Linked DNA regions of Homo sapiens: all the other regions are linked to region 1. A link is a loop called in an ENCODE intact Hi-C map of the cell type or tissue named here. Cell type or tissue: heart left ventricle. All regions are shown on one strand. Region 1 overlaps COMMD3-BMI1 (COMMD3-BMI1 readthrough). Region 2 holds the start of MLLT10 (MLLT10 histone lysine methyltransferase DOT1L cofactor). Region 3 holds the start of SKIDA1 (SKI/DACH domain containing 1).

What was found. Peaks named below come from ENCODE experiments on the same cell type or tissue, not always from the same donor. Only the 100,000 strongest peaks of a DNase experiment are listed, where the experiment ranks them.
Region 2: a loop joins it to region 1, with 6 times the contacts of the local background. A loop is called at or near these places in 38 of 110 quality-filtered maps.
Region 3: a loop joins it to region 1, with 3 times the contacts of the local background. A loop is called at or near these places in 44 of 110 quality-filtered maps.

The regions. Positions count from the first base shown.
Region 1 is chr10:22,323,759-22,328,758 of GRCh38, reverse strand. It overlaps COMMD3-BMI1 (COMMD3-BMI1 readthrough), which reads right to left. Exons shown (of 14, transcript NM_001204062.2): 6 at 2,198-2,328; 7 at 1,773-1,869; 8 at 1,109-1,164; 9 at 967-1,017; 10 at 701-809; 11 at 580-625; 12 at 61-159. BMI1 (BMI1 proto-oncogene, polycomb ring finger) reads right to left here. Exons shown (of 10, transcript NM_005180.9): 2 at 2,198-2,328; 3 at 1,773-1,869; 4 at 1,109-1,164; 5 at 967-1,017; 6 at 701-809; 7 at 580-625; 8 at 61-159. The coding sequence starts at 2,309. Among named protein-coding and RNA genes, the nearest start is that of BMI1, 5.2 kb to the right of the region's middle. RefSeq lists a silencer at 2,843-3,222. In heart left ventricle, no CTCF peak of the experiment used is centred here; a DNase peak (open chromatin) is centred at 2,988; H3K4me3 peaks cover 2,584 bases; H3K27ac peaks cover 1,125 bases; H3K27me3 peaks cover 1,016 bases.
Region 2 is chr10:21,532,702-21,537,701 of GRCh38, reverse strand. It overlaps MLLT10 (MLLT10 histone lysine methyltransferase DOT1L cofactor), which reads right to left and starts at 3,470. Exons shown (of 23, transcript NM_001195626.3): 1 at 3,182-3,470; 2 at 2,898-3,057. The coding sequence starts at 3,057. RefSeq lists enhancers at 983-1,496, 1,760-2,472, 3,188-3,901 and silencers at 2,533-2,622, 2,763-3,102, 3,213-3,282, 3,293-3,822. In heart left ventricle, CTCF peaks have their summits at 2,467 and 3,968; DNase peaks (open chromatin) are centred at 2,581, 2,961 and 3,611; H3K4me3 peaks cover 3,625 bases; H3K27ac peaks cover 3,292 bases.
Region 3 is chr10:21,523,973-21,528,972 of GRCh38, reverse strand. It overlaps SKIDA1 (SKI/DACH domain containing 1), which reads left to right and starts at 3,291. Exons shown (of 4, transcript NM_207371.4): 1 at 3,291-3,426. RefSeq lists enhancers at 1-35, 2,612-3,255, 3,256-3,899 and silencers at 1,354-1,512, 1,372-1,691, 1,702-1,821, 2,267-2,416, 2,537-2,956. In heart left ventricle, no CTCF peak of the experiment used is centred here; DNase peaks (open chromatin) are centred at 1,712, 2,422 and 2,952; H3K4me3 peaks cover 4,549 bases; H3K27ac peaks cover 4,566 bases.

The sequences.
Region 1 (5,000 bases):
AAAATGTAATTAAAATTGTAAAATCTATGTAAAATGCAAGAAGAATATAAAAGTAGATACCTGGAAAGTATTAGGTATGTCCATTTTACTTCTGAGAAACTTTCTTAAGTGCATCACAGTCATTGCTGCTGGGCATCGTAAGTATCTTTTATCATTCACCTAAAAGTACATTTAGAAAAGTAACTTTTTCAGTTACTTTAAGATATGAAGAAAGTTTCAATTTGATTGCTTGAATATAAAAGATACTAGTATCAAACAAAATTGGAGGTGACCAACCTCTCAACTAATTACACTCTGAGTTTACTATCATTACAAATACTAAATGAACAGATTCCTAATATAATCTTCAAGCATACCAAAGTATTAACTGTGAACTACTTAAAATATTTTGTAAGACTAACAATCATATATAAAATAAATTCTAATTATTAAATATCACATGTAGACCTTTCTTAAACATTAAACATGACCATTTTCTTCTATTTAACAGCCTAATATTCTAAAGGGCAACACAATCCCTGATAAAATCTGGATTCCAAACAATGTTTCTTCTATATGTTTTTGTAACATGAAACATACCTCCTCCTTAGATTTCTCTTTGTCTTTGTTTACTTTCCGATCCAATCTAATAAAGAGAAAATTTATTAGTGAAACAATCTAATAAAACATTAGCATAAAATAAATTGCCTAAAGATTTTACCTGTTCTGGTCAAAGAATTCAATGGATAAGCTTATTATCTCATCATCAGTTATAATTCTCTTATCTTCATCTGCAACCTCTCCTCTATCTTCATTAGAGCCATTGGCAGCTATAACGATATAGTGAAATGTAATTTTTAAAAATCAGATGCCTAATAAATTTTATATATAAGAGGATGGAAGTGGTAAAGTCAATTTTAATACATTTTAATTCCTAGATAAGCTCTCCCCCCATATAAAATGTCTTCCCTCCCCTAAAAGGTTTACCATCAGCAGAAGGATGAGCTGCATAAAAATCCCTTCTTCTCTTCATTTCATCTGAATGGGGAAAAAAGATGTAAACATTTGGCATAACACAAAGAACTAATGAATAATCTCTTTAAATTCATTTTCTAAGCAAGTTACTCACTTTTGAAAAGCCCTGGAACTAATTTGTATACAATATCTTGGAGAGTTTTATCTGACCTGAAAAATAATTAAAATAGAAAACTATGAATTCAGATGGCAAGAACTAAAAATGTTCATAAGTTTCTATAGTCTTCTTTTGTGCTATAATATTTTACTTGATTGTGATGCTGTCTATAACTATTATTGATAAGATAAAAACTATGAGAATAAAAGTTCTCTGTATATAGCACTTTTTAAATCAGTAGAAAAATATTTTATATTCACTAATAAATTCTTCACATTTGCTCTGTCAAAAGAAGTGTGCCTTTCAAGTTACTAAACTAGCTAATATGAATAGGGAATAAAGAGGAATGGAAGCCCTTTTAAATATTTATTCCTGCCTGTCATGAAGTCCATAAAGCAATGCAAAAAAGGTGAACTAACTCAGTTTTTAAAGGACAGTTAGGAAAAAAAAATCTTAAAATCACTTGAATACTACTAAACTTTGTCTAAACTTGGTCACCATTAATATGGCAAGAAATTAAACGGCTACCCTCCACAAAGCACACACATATTAGTTATGTATTCAAGAGTAAATTTTCTGTGAAGAAATAAAGAGGGTTGCCTTCAGTAAATTATACAACTCCAATAATAATTACAAACAAGGAATTTCAACAGTTTCCTACCTTATATTCAGTAGTGGTCTGGTCTTGTGAACTTGGACATCACAAATAGGACAATACTTGCTGGTCTCCAGGTAACGAACAATACACGTTTTACAGACTAGAAGTAGAACATGTGAAGTTTTTTTATGTTTAGAAATGAGTGGATAAATCATTGGTGTTAGAAACCCAGAACTAGTAGAAAACAAGATGGTGAAAGGCATTTCCAACTAAATAAGCTAATTCATATCCTGAGAACACATATATTGCATGCTTGTAATACAATCAATACATATTAACAAAAAGTCATTAGATGCAAGAGAAGAAAATGCCTTCACCACTTTGTACCAACATTTCCACAGATTGCAGGAATCATTAACAGTTTTCAAATTCCAGGTCGAACTGTGAAATACGCATGATACAAAAGAGAGCTAAAGCTCGGTACTTACAGGAATGTAGACATTCTATTATGGTTGTGGCATCAATGAAGTACCCTCCACAAAGCACACACATCAGGTGGGGATTTAGCTCAGTGATCTTGATTCTCGTTGTTCGATGCATTTCTGCTTGATAAAAAATCCTGCAAGACACAGAAATAATGGCCATAATTCACAGAACAAGAATGGAGATCATCTAGTAATCACAAACCCTGAAACACTGAATTTATAAAACTCATTTAACACTGTACAGCTGGGCTGTCCTAACGTTTCTACAGAAGGAATTTACTCATCAGATCGGAATCAGTTCTACCAAACTGATGCAAAAGGATCCAACTAACATTACTTCTGGTCTCTCAGATCATTCCTGTAGGTAGAAGAAAGTCTGGGGTGGGGGCTGGGAGCTGAGCGTATTAGGGTCTCTTTCTTCCATTTGTCCTCCAGCCCAGCAGCCCCAAGGCTGCTGCAGACGCCACACAATCCCCGCGGATATTTACCAACCACTAGGGCTTGTTCCAGGTCTCCGAATTTATTATAAAACTTCCTCAAGAATCTGCAAGTGAAAATCCGGGGTTCCGGTTGTTTTAGACGGTTCCAGCAAGCAGAACCTGGCACGTTTTTACGCGACGCGCAGGGAAAACAATTCTGCCCTCCCTGCATCCCTGGCATTTCCGGAGCCGGGTGCTGGGGCCGCAGGAGGAGCACCTCCAGTCGGCCTGGGCCGGGGCCTGAGCGCGGCGGACGCCCGGGGGCCGGGATGCGAGGGGCGGATCCGGCGGCGCCCGGGGCTCCGTCTCGCTCCGGATTCGGAACTCGCCTCGGTCGGGGTTTCCATAGCAACTTACACTTACACTTGGCATCCGGCCACCGCTGCAACTCCGCGCGGAGCCCGGCCCGAGCCCCGAGCCTCGGCGGGCGTGCGGGGCGGCGGGCGGGCGGGCGGGCGGGGGAGGGGCGGCGCGCCGCGGGGGCGGGGCCGGCGCGGGGGCGGGGTGGGTGCGGCGACGCCGGGGGGGCGGGGCAGCCCCACGAGGCCACAGCGCTGGGGAGCGGGGAGCGGGGATCGGGGACCAGGGACCCAGTCCTGGGCGGCGGGGACCCCGGAGCCTGCGGCAGCGCCCGCGAAAGGAAAATGCAAACCGCACTCCCGGCCATTTCGGACACTCCGGGGGCCTCTTTTCACGTCGACTTGGTGCGCAGAGCTGGTTTCAGATCTCGACTCTCTCGGTCTGTCCTGTCTGCAATCACTCGGTCAGAAATTTCACGAAGGGATTTTTTGAGAATTGCCAACTGTGCACTTAGCCCGAAACCGTCAGGGCTCAAATTGCAGAGATGTTTATTGAACCGAACCTCTTTAAAACTTCCTTCTCTAATGTGACGCTCTCCTGTAGATTAAATGAGCGATACAAAGTTTTGGAAAGGCTGAAAACTGAAATCTGTTTTACAAGAAGAGGAGAGGGCAAAGCCCAGTGTTTTATTTGGACAAACTATGCTGGGGGCAAGAAAAAGTACTTTAATCGGTACAATAGTGACAATATGTACAGAACCATGTGACCAGCCCATTTCCAACGCTAAATCAACAGCTTGTCAACCCAAAGCAGCGACAGGAGAGAAAAACAAATGTAAAACCCCCCATACGATGAAATGATATTCCCAACAGATACCTCTATTACAGGAAAGTCACAATGGGGAACTGTCAGCAACAATACACCAGCCGACAGTCAGGGAAGTCAAATACTTCGTGTAGTATTCTTGAAAAATAAACTTCAACCCCCCTTCTTCATTCATTTCAGAACCTGATATAAGACTAAGCTTCCAGACCTCACTGAAGTACATTCTCAAATCTTCCTTGAATGGAAATCCAGGACCTTTTGAAACTTGCAGTAAGATATACCTGCGGTTTTAATTCCTAAGGTGTATTAATGCAGTAAAGGGAAACACCAATCAACACAGCTCAATGGCTGAAATTAAGAGCTAACCTCTAGAAAATGGTAAAAAACAAAACAAAGCCTCTCTTATGAAAGTGACCACAGTGGCAACTGGCGACCTCTACCAGAAAACTTCTTGTGTGACTGACTCCTCAGTTATCTCTGGATTACTTGTTTTGGAGAATATTGTCAACATATTAACATAAATCTAAGCGGGGCACGGAGGAGTTGTAGGTAGAGCAATGACCCTAAAGAGTAGCAATATTTAAATCAAATTATACTTGGTAAATTAAAGAACAGCCTTCTTGGTGCTTAAAGAAAATTCTCCTTGTGAAACCACAGGATCTTTCCTAGAAAGATAGCAAGCTGATATTTCTGTTTGCCTGTGAAAGCATACTGCACTAAAAAACCACCGATCACGAAGTTCATGAAGGGGCTCCAATAAAAATAGCTGCCTTTATTTCTCCTCTAGCTTGCAGAAAACCAACACCACACAAAGACAAGTATTAACAAGGAGAACAATCAAACCTCAGTGGAGGGTTATCTACCGGTTGGCTTTGAGCATTTAAGTCACATGTACTTGACCAAAAGTCTTTCAAATTCATCTTAAGTCTTAATTCACACAATTCCTCTACCTCAGTTCAGAAGAATTTGGCCACAATCCTGTGACCATTTATAATGCTAATAAATACCACTGTTACTTATATAAAAATCAGTTATGTTTTTATGCCCTTTGAAAGTAGTGGCAACCTAATGAAGACTTCCAAAGTGTTTGACGTGCTTGATAAGATTTGAGAAACAATCTCTTCCACCTCAGAAGTGAAAACCTTCCAGGTTCCAACCCAGAAACTGCCAGTTAAGCAAACAAAAATGCACCAAACATATCA
Region 2 (5,000 bases), 790 kb after region 1:
AGGTCAGGAGTTCCAGACCAGCCTGGCCAAGATGGTGAAACCCCATCTCTACTAAAAATTTTTTTAAAAATTAGCTGGGCATGGTGGCAGGTGCCTGTAACCCCAGCTACTTGGGAGGCTGAGGCAGGAGAATCACTTGAACTTGGGTGGCGAAGGTTTCACTGAGCCGAGATCACGCCACTGCACTCCAGCCTGGACAAGAAGAGCAAAACTCCATCTCAAAAAAGAAAAAAAGAAATTAGCCAGGTGTGGTGGTAGTGCCTGTAGTCCCAGCTACTCAGGAGGCTGAGGCAGGAGAATCACATGAACCCGGGAGGTAGAGGCTGCAGTGAGCCGAGATTGCCCCACTGCATTCCAGCCTGGGCGACAGAGGGAGTCTCCGCCTCAAAAAAATATATAAAGAAAGAAAGAATATAAATTCACAAAACAGAGTACTACCCACTGTACAATCACAGCAGAATATAAATTCAGTATAACTTTTTAAAACTCCAAAAGCTAAACTTCCACTTCCAGTTAAACATTTGTAGGACCAGGCAAGGCAGCTCATGCCTGTAATCCCAGCACTTTATGAGGCTAAGGCGGGCAGATCCCTTGAGCTCAAAAGTTCGAGACCAGGCCAGGTGCAATGACTCACACCTGTAATCCCAGCAGTTTGGAAGGCCAAGGCAGGCAGATCACCCTGGGGTCAGGGGTTCAAGACCAGCCTGACCAACATGGAGAAACCCCATCTCTACTAAAAAAAATACAAAAATTAGCAGGGCATGGTGGTCCATGCCTGCAATCCCAGCTACTCGGGAGGCTGAGGTAGGAGAATCACTTGAACCTGGATGCAGAGGTTGCGGTGAGCCGAGATGGCACCATTGCACTCCAGCCTGAGCAACAAGAGCAAAACTCTGTCTCAAAAAAAAAAAAGTCAAGACCAACCTGGGCAACCTGGTGAAATCCCACCTCTACCAAAAATACAAAATTAGCCCGACATGGTTGTCCAGGCCTGTGGTCCCAGCTACTGGGAAGGCTGAAGTGGGAAGATGGCTTGGAAGGTCAAGGCTGCAGTGAGCTGTAATAGCACCCTGCATGCCAGCCTGAGCCACAAAGTGAGACCCTGTCTCAAAAAAACAGAATTTGTAAAATGTGTCTCACTATAAATGCTCTATCCGTCAAAAAACACAGCATAGGTGTCCAAAACACAGCATCATTGCCCAAAAACTTTATTCAGGTGTACTTCTAGGAAGGAAAATTTAAGATTTGAATAAAAATTTTCTATATTGGGACATAGAAATTATCAAATTTTGATAGTTTATCATCCAATTCATAAGAAATTCCAATTCATAAGAAATTCATTGGCCTTCAAAATGCCAATGAACATGGGATGACCTTAAAATCAGTATCTGGTTTGACACGCATTGTATTCACTCCCTAAAAAAGCAAGACATGCAACTTGGCTCTTCTTTAAAAGTCTAGGGCCAGGCGCAGTGGCTGACGCCGGTAATCCCAGCACTTTGGGAGGCCGAGGCAAGAGGATCACCTGAGGTCAGGAATTTGAGACCAGCCTGGCCAACATGGCGAAACCCCGTCTCTACTAAAAAATACAAATTAGCCGGTGTGCTAGGGTGTGCTTGTTATCCCAGCTACTCAAGAAGCTGAGGCAGGAGAATCAATCGCTTGAACCCAGGAGGCAGAGGTTGCAGTAAGCTGAGATGGCACCACTGCACTACAGCCTGGGTGACAGAGCAAGACTCCGTCTCAACAAAATAAAAAGTAAAAAAATAAAAGTCTGGGAATAAACAGCATTCTCAGAGTAAGTACACTACCTCAGAATCATCACCACTGCTTCTAAAGTCTCCCTTTCCAAGTGTGACATTCGTTTCTCTACAAAATGCACTTTAGCAGATGTTCAAATTTTCGTCTCCCTTTTGGTGGTAGTCCTTTCCAACAGACTACTAAAAACATATGCATCGCTTAATGCCAGATTCAGAAATGCGAAGGGACATGGAGCCACCAAAAAAGAATATAGACTGTTTTGTCCTGGATTCCTTACCACGTGAAATGGGGAAAAGTCGGCCACTTCAAAGGCCAGAAAAGTATCTTACTAGTGTCCTCGGCCTTCTTGTATATCCAAAAACCTCATCAATTGTTAACAACCAGAAATAAACTAAGAGGCTCCCCAAAAGTGACTTGGCACCGCCACCTCTTCAGCCACCTAGGCTGGTGGTGGCCTGCCGCGGCCACCCCACAGGCGCTGCAGCAGCCCCGCCACTCCCGCATGGTCAGCAACGGACTCCGCCATCTCCTCCGCAGACAGCTACCGGGCGGCGGCGGCAGGGCCCGAGCCTTCTGGCTCGGGGTGCAACGGGCCCCGCATCCCTCCCCATCTAAAGAGGCAAGGCGACCCCCAGCCTCCCCACACTGGCGCCGCGTTCCCGAGCCCGTCTCCACGCCACAGGAAGTCTCCAAACACTGCGGCAGACAGGCGGCTGCAGGCCAGGGGAGAAGAGGGCGCTCCACTCTCCCAAACCCACCCCCGTGGCCCCGGGAACCCCGGGAAGGGCGCGCACCGCCCCCGCCCCCGCCCCCGCCCCCACCCCGGCCCAGATCTCGAGGGCGCGGCCGCCGCCCTGCCCCGCCCCGCCCCGCCGAGTCAGCAGACCCCGGCCCCAGGCGCAGGCGGCGGCCGAATGACACTTGAGAGAGTGAGAGCGGAATCACATGACAGTCCGGGCCACACGCACTTTCTCCCACATGCGCGGCCCACACCCCCCGCGCCCCGCCGCGGACCCTCCGCGTCCCTCCCGCGGCCGCGGCACGGGGCGGGGGCGCCGGCGGTTGCGGCCCAGGTGGGGGCGGCGGTGACCGTTGGGCGCAGGCCGGCGCGCCCCGGCGGGCGGTTGGGTGTTTACCTTGATGCACCGCGACGCTGCAGCCGTGCCCGTCGCAATAAACCAGCGGGTTCTCGGCCCAGCCTCTCTCGTCTGAGCAAACGCAACAGCCTCCAATCATCTCCTTCATACTATGGGAGACCTCGTCCTCCAGTGACACGGGCCGGTCGCTAGAGACCATCTAAGAGGGAGTTGGGGGGACCATTAAAAAACACATGCAAGCCGATTAGTGCTTCCCCCCCACACAGCCCCCCGAGCCCGCCCCGGCGCCCCCCGCCCGGCCCGGCAGCCCACCGCTCGCTCACTCGGGCTTTGCCGCTCAGTCACTCACGTTCCGCACAGGAGTCAGGAGCCATGTCCTTGCTGATTCCCCCCACCTCCCCTCCACCGCCTCCTCCGCCTCCTCCTCCTCCTCAGCGTCTTCCCTCCCCACCTCCACCCGGCCGCTAACGCGGGCGCCCGGAGAGGGCACACATAATCAAGAGGGCCTCCGCACAGGCGCACTGGGGGGAGGGGGGGCTCCCGCTGGGCCAGGGGCAGCGAGGGAGGGGAAGGGGGCTGCGCTTCCTCCTCGGAGCGTCACTTGGCGTGCGCGCCCGTCCTGCGGCCGGCGTGAGGGAGGAGGCCTGGGCGAGGCTAGCCCTGCGTGCGCGCTGCCGCGGCCTGTTGGCTGCCCCCGGCCTACCTCCGGGGCCCCGTCCCCCTCCCCCGCGCCGCTCGCCGCCGCCGAGGTGTGCTGGGGGTGGGCGCGAGGGGAGCCGGCGGCGCGCGGAGGCCGGAATGAACGGGCGCGGGGGCGCGCACGCGGGGGCGGGGACGTTAGGGCCGCCCTCTGCAGCGCTGGTGGCGCGGGCCGCGTGTGAGCGTCGGGAAGAGGCCTGGGAGGTGGCGGGGGAGGTGGACGCCCAGGGCTGGGAAGGGGTTTTCTCAGAATCGCCAGAGGGGAGTCCCCGGGGGCATCATCTCCGTGCCCTGGGAACCTACCTGCTGGCCTTTTCCTCCAAGACTGGCCCGTGGAAAACGAGGGTGGGGCGAGTGTGCCAGCTTCCATGAAGGGTGTAATGAAGCATGGCTTCCTGCAGTTGGCCGCGCTAACTTCACAGTGCTGCCGCAGCCACTCCACCCATTAAATTCACGTCCTGGACTCTTCCCAAAGTTCACCCGCTGGAAGTCCTACCAAATCTGCCGCCCATTTTCGCACTACGTGGGCCCCAATGACAAACGAAAGTGTATTCCAGGCTGAAGGTCAAAAGCCTGTGTTAGGGCTGCACTCGGAGAGGGAACGCCAAGGCGCCCCTCAGCTCGGTGTGCAGGACAAATGGTGGTTTATCCGGAATTAGCAATATAATACGATGATCCGGAAAATGCAGTTGTATTACACCAAAAGGAAGAAGGAACTCTAGCCCTCCTAGTCAGTCGCTAAAACATAATTAACGCCATCAGACAGTGGCGTCCAGTTTTGATGGAGGATTCCTCTGATCCGGGTCTTTTCTCCAAATTTATACTTGGAAATGTGAGGTCATTTAAAAGTGGCAGAAAGATGAGAGCTCCCACCTCACAAACAAATGGAAAATGGATTAGGCCTATCTGCATAGATTAATTAGCTGGATGCTGAGCACTTTTAAACTAAAATCTTCCACTGTCTGCCTATTCCTTATGCATCCGTAAAGCCCAATATTGATGTTTAAGCAAAAAATGTCTAATTAGAAAAGTTTCGCATGAAATCAGAATTATGCATAGATTGTTTAAATGACAAGCCCAGTTAAAAGGCGAATTCATGACTTTTGATTAATACCTTGCAGGTACAAAATGGTTCTTTATCAGCAATTCGCATTATAAATGTGCTGATCTGGAAGATGCACTTTCACAGTGCTAAAGCATAGAGAACCCAAGTTCTCCTAGTCGGTCGCCAAAAGATAATATAATGGTTTGGGCTTTAAAAGCCTTCTAAATGTTCTTCTGATAAAGGGGGGTTAGAAAAGGTATCATGGCTGTTTTTCTATTTCAAATTAATTGCTAGAAATCTGTGTAAGAGTGATAATAGGTATACAGCACAATGAGAGCATATATAGCAAATTCAGATGTTTTAAAAGCTGAGATATACAAAGTAATGGCAATTAAAAT
Region 3 (5,000 bases), 800 kb after region 1:
AATTAAAGAAAGGTATCACAAAGACTGACCAGGAATGCTACTTGTCCCTCTCCATCCCCACCCCCATTCATGCCCTTTTTCCATCCATTTGTTGTTTTTCTCACAAGAATACATGACTCCTAAGAATCTTTTTACTTTAAATGAAACAAAAAATATCTGAAACAGTGAATGATGTAAAACGATTCACCTTCTACTATCAACTACATAACAGATAATCATGTAAAGCTATTCTAAATATTCAAAGACAAACAAAAAATGTAAATTGATGGGGGGAACTGTGGGAGGATGAGTGTGGAACGAATGAATAGATTGAAAATACTTGATTTTCAACAGCGATTTTTTTTTCTGTTCAAACCTTTCCATAGTTACGCCTCAAATGATATCTTACATAAGAATTTCTCCCTATATCTCGAAATAACTGAATGATTTCCATGAGGAAATGCAAGTTTAGAAAGAAGACCCGCAAAATGAAAGTGTTAAAATGCAAGCAACTTCTACAGCATTTCAAATGCAAAAATACAACAATCACTACCTTTAACTGACTCTTAAGGGGTCTTTTCAAACAGATGCTATTTATGAGCATCATCTGTTAACTCCTTTCTTGTAATTCAAAACTCTGTCAAATGATGTTTTCATGATGACGTGTAAATATAATATTCCATTAAAGATCAATTCTAATTGGTTTTTTAAAATCTACCTTGGGAAACAGTGCTTCATAACACACAGACTACTAATGAGTATTTTAGAAGGAATTTCCGCAAAGTCTATCATAAACCTAAGTCGAAATTACTCTCTTGCCCTAGTAAGGTTTGGACCACAGGATTGAAATTATTTTTTCTTGGCCTTTCACGCACGATGACTTTGGTCTTGTCGACAAGACTCGCAAGCACTTGTTGGAAATCTTCATTTAAAAAAAAACAACTGTGACGTTGGCCAGAAATATTTCTTCCATATGCCTCACAAAGGAAAACAGACAGAGTTTATTAAGTGGATTGCAATTATTTGTTTCCAAAACGTGGCTTAAAAGCAAATTAAACGTTTTTCCCTTTTGAAATTCCCTATTTTGAAAACGCACTTCACGTTAAAGGAAGCCCGTTTTTGAAAGGGCTAGCTCAGCCTTTCCTTTTAAAACTAGACTTTCTGTGTACAAAGAAGAGCTGAGTAATCAGTAATAAGGATAGCGAAACGTGCTTTTCCGAATTCCTTTGAACCTTTTTTTAAATGGATTTTTGAATCCATACTTTTCAAGATATTTCAAATATTATATAATCTACTGTAACTTTCCGGATCCAGAATAATAACTGCCCACGGGTGTCTCTTATCTATTTATCACTTTATAAACATATCTATGTTGCTTTCCCTTTTTCTCATAACGTGTGCGTTGCAGGCTCGCCCGGCTTCCTTCAATTTCGCAGCACGCTGTAAAGGCTCCTTCCTCCGAGGTCTTCAGCTGGGAACCCCTCGCTGGCTGAGTCTGACCATCAAAACTTGCCGCGCCGGCCCGACCCGACCCGGCCGGAGCTCAGGAGCCCGGGGAGGCGCCGACGGGGGTCGGGTTGGCCCGCGGGGCCCCTCCCTCGGTCAGGACGTGCTCGGCTAACAGCGGTGCTAGGGCAGAACAATGGGGGCGGCCCGGCGGGCGCGAGGAGCCAGGTCCCGCTTCCTCCGGCGCGCCGGCCCCGCGCCCGGCCCCCGCCCCCCGAGGCCTTCCCCGCCTGCCTCTTCGCGCTCGCCAGTCCCGCCGCGCCTTCCTCCAGCTGCCCGGCCCGGCGCACGCCCCGCCGCCCGCACGCCTTCTTCCCCGCCCGGACCTAGCGGGCCCTCCTTCCCCCGATTCCAACCCACTGCGCTTCCTCCCAAGACTCCAGCTTCTTCCCCTCAGCCGCCGCCTTCGCGCCCTTTTCTGAATGTATTTTTACAATTTCCCCCTTCATTTCCAAAAGTGGCTGAGAAGTCTCGCTTCCATCTTAATGTTGATTTGCTATTTCCCTCCGGAAAAGATTTCCTCAGGAAACCCCAAATCTAGAAGGAAATACAGCAAACCCTAGAACGCTTTTAACCCTTAAGACATCTTGTATTAAAAGAAAAAAAAAGCATGTATGTCTTAAAACCGGCCAAAGAACCATCTCCTCGCTCTTTATTTCCTCCTGTAAATGCTATTATTTTAAACTCTCCATTTTAAACTCGTCCTTCGGACGAGAGGGCAGAGAATGTGCCCGGCAGCACGCAGCAAATCAGAGGTTTTATCTTACGCCTCCTGGGACTGGGAAAAAAAGTGGAACGTGGCCGAGGGAGCTTCCAGGGCAGAAAAGCGACACAATTCGCTGGGGACGCCGCTGGGCCAGGCCAGGCGGGGGAGGCGCGGCGGGGGCGTCGAGGGCTCTCGGGCTCCGGGCCGGGGCGCCGCTGCGAGGAGGGGAGGCGGTTTTAAGTCATGGGGGCTGGGAGGGCGGCGGCGGGTCGGGCGTGACGAGACTTTCGGAGGCAGGATGGGGCGGCGGTGGAGTTGCCTGGGCTTTCTCAGCACCCCCCCCAACACACCCAAATAAAAAAAGGAAAGTTAGAAGGAGGCGGAGAGGAGGACAGCCATCCCCATTTCCTCCCCGCGACGCCGCGGAAGGGCTGGGGCCGCTGCGAGCAGAGAGAGGGCGCGGGATGAGGCGGGCCAATCGCAGTCAACAGGTCCAGGCCTCAGTGGGGCAGCTGAGCCGGGAGGCCGGCGCCCCCTCCCCTCGGCTCCCCGTCCCTCCCCTCCCTCGCAGGCCCGGCGCGGTAGGGGAGGCCCGGCCCGGCCCTCCCCGCCCCGCGCGGACTCGCTGCGGCCGACTCCGCCGGGGCAGTCGGGGTGGGGGTGGGGCGGGGGTTCCCCGCCGGAGAATCCTCCCCCGGGGCTGGCGGCGGGGGCGGGGAGCGAGAGCCGGGAATGGAGGATTAGGAAGGACTCCAGCTCGGCACGAGCGCGGCCCGCGCGAGGGATCCTGGGTAAAAAGTGGCCGCGCGGCACCGGAGAGCGCGGAGAGGAGCCGGGGTCAGGGGTCACGGCCCTGGAGCCCCGCGTGCAGAGCCCCCCACGTGAACGCAGCGAGCAGGAGGAACCTTTTTGTTTTCGACCGCGCCAGCATGCTCCCCTATTGACCGAGCTGCTTTTCCTGGGCTGCTGGGGAGAGGAGCTCCATTGCGGAGCTCTTAACCCCACCCCCACCTTCCACCGCCAACACACTTCCCAACTCAACCCTTCCTCTCAACTCTCATCCCAGCCCCCCGTCCTGAGCTTGCAATAACGCAGTAAATTTGCTTTAACAACAAGTGGGGGTGGTTGAATTTACTCCTCCCTCTCCTCTCTCCTCCCCTTCCTCTTGCTGCGGTTCTTGACACTACTACAAACCAGGACTATAAACATAAACATGTGTCACTGTAACAGGGCAGGTAATATACGGATTTTGAGGCGGGGTGGGGTGGAGCGGGGCTTGGTCGCCGCTTGGAGGGCAGTAAAAAGTCGCGTTTCACGTGCTCGACGGCTTTGGGGACTCCCGCACACATCGATCCGTTTATATAATGCCGAAGGCACTTGGTCACTTATTCAGCCACGCAGACCCACAAAGCCAGACTTGCGGATAACCAGCGTACCCCAAAGCAAATGCATTTCAATACGAATCCCTCTCCTTTCCCAGCCAGTGCTGCCATTTCTTCTATTAGCAAACAGTAACGTGATACTTGAATCCCCTTTCCTTTTTAAAAATTCTTTTCCAGATAGCCATGAGATCATTTTTCGACCTAAATAGTACATCTCTCCCATAGCCACTACCTACACATTTTGTGCGCAGAAACCCCTTCAAACAGCAAGAAAGTCTATTTAAATGACTGAGTTCGAAATCTGGTGTGCAAAGGGTATTTCTTGGGCTTTGCCTCCGTGCATTGAGCAACTTCTGCTGCAAGTTGCTGACACTGGCGCGGTGGAGATCCGCCACAGCAAGCCTTTTTTATTATTATTTAGTCTATATCTGCCTCTCAACTTTTTTCTCATTCTTAGTTCAACAAGCCAGCAACCACTACTTAAGGTAGAGTAAAGCGAATCCCTTCCCAAGCTTTTTGGCTTGAAACGGAGGGAGATACAGAAAATGTTCAGATGGGGAAGTGGTTCCCTTTGTTCTTTCATTGTTTCTCTACGAACTGGTGGATACAAGGACAAACACTTACCTTCTCTTCTTTTTGCTCCACAAACCAGACGTTCCCATCAGCCTTAAAATACACAATCCACCTTGAAAGTAACTACGGATGTCGGGAGAGTTTGTATTCCATTCTTTTTCGCTCTCTGCCCTCTTTTAGCGTAGGATTAAGTTGCAGAGCACGTTGCTGCAAGCTGTAGCCCCCCCCCCCCCCCGCCTTAGTGAATCGGTCACGTTTAGGACCCTCTAAGTCCATCCTAATTCTGCCAGTAGAATTGAGGGTATTGGAGCTCTAAACTTTCAAAAGGAAAGGGGCCTGCAACTCTCCAGAAAACTTACAAATACCCCGAAATTTTTTACCATTGTGTTTTTGCACCACATCACCAAATAGTATTTGCCAAGAAATAATAGATATGTCTTTGAGAAAAAAAAATTTTTTTAAGTTTATACTTAGCAATGCGCTGCTTAGACAGATGTAGTAAAAGGCAGGTTTGTATCGGCATTTAACGGAATGAGTGCGTTTTCCATAACGTTTGTTGTGCCATGTGTTTTTTTAAAACACAAACAAAACACTACCCCAACTGAGAAAGGAAATAGAAGTTTGAATTAAAATGTTGTGGAACAACTTTAAAAGAGACGTTTACTTGAAATTTATTAGTGTAAAAATTGGCCTCAGAAGTGAAAAGTAAGCTTTTCAAAGTTAAAAGACTTAATTTTCACCCTATGATTCCATAACAAAAAAGCGAATTTTCTGGTTAATATGTGATACTGTCAGTGTTGAGTGTCCAGTCTTTTGGGTCTTAGTGTCCAAACCTTGCTCAAATCTGATTATGA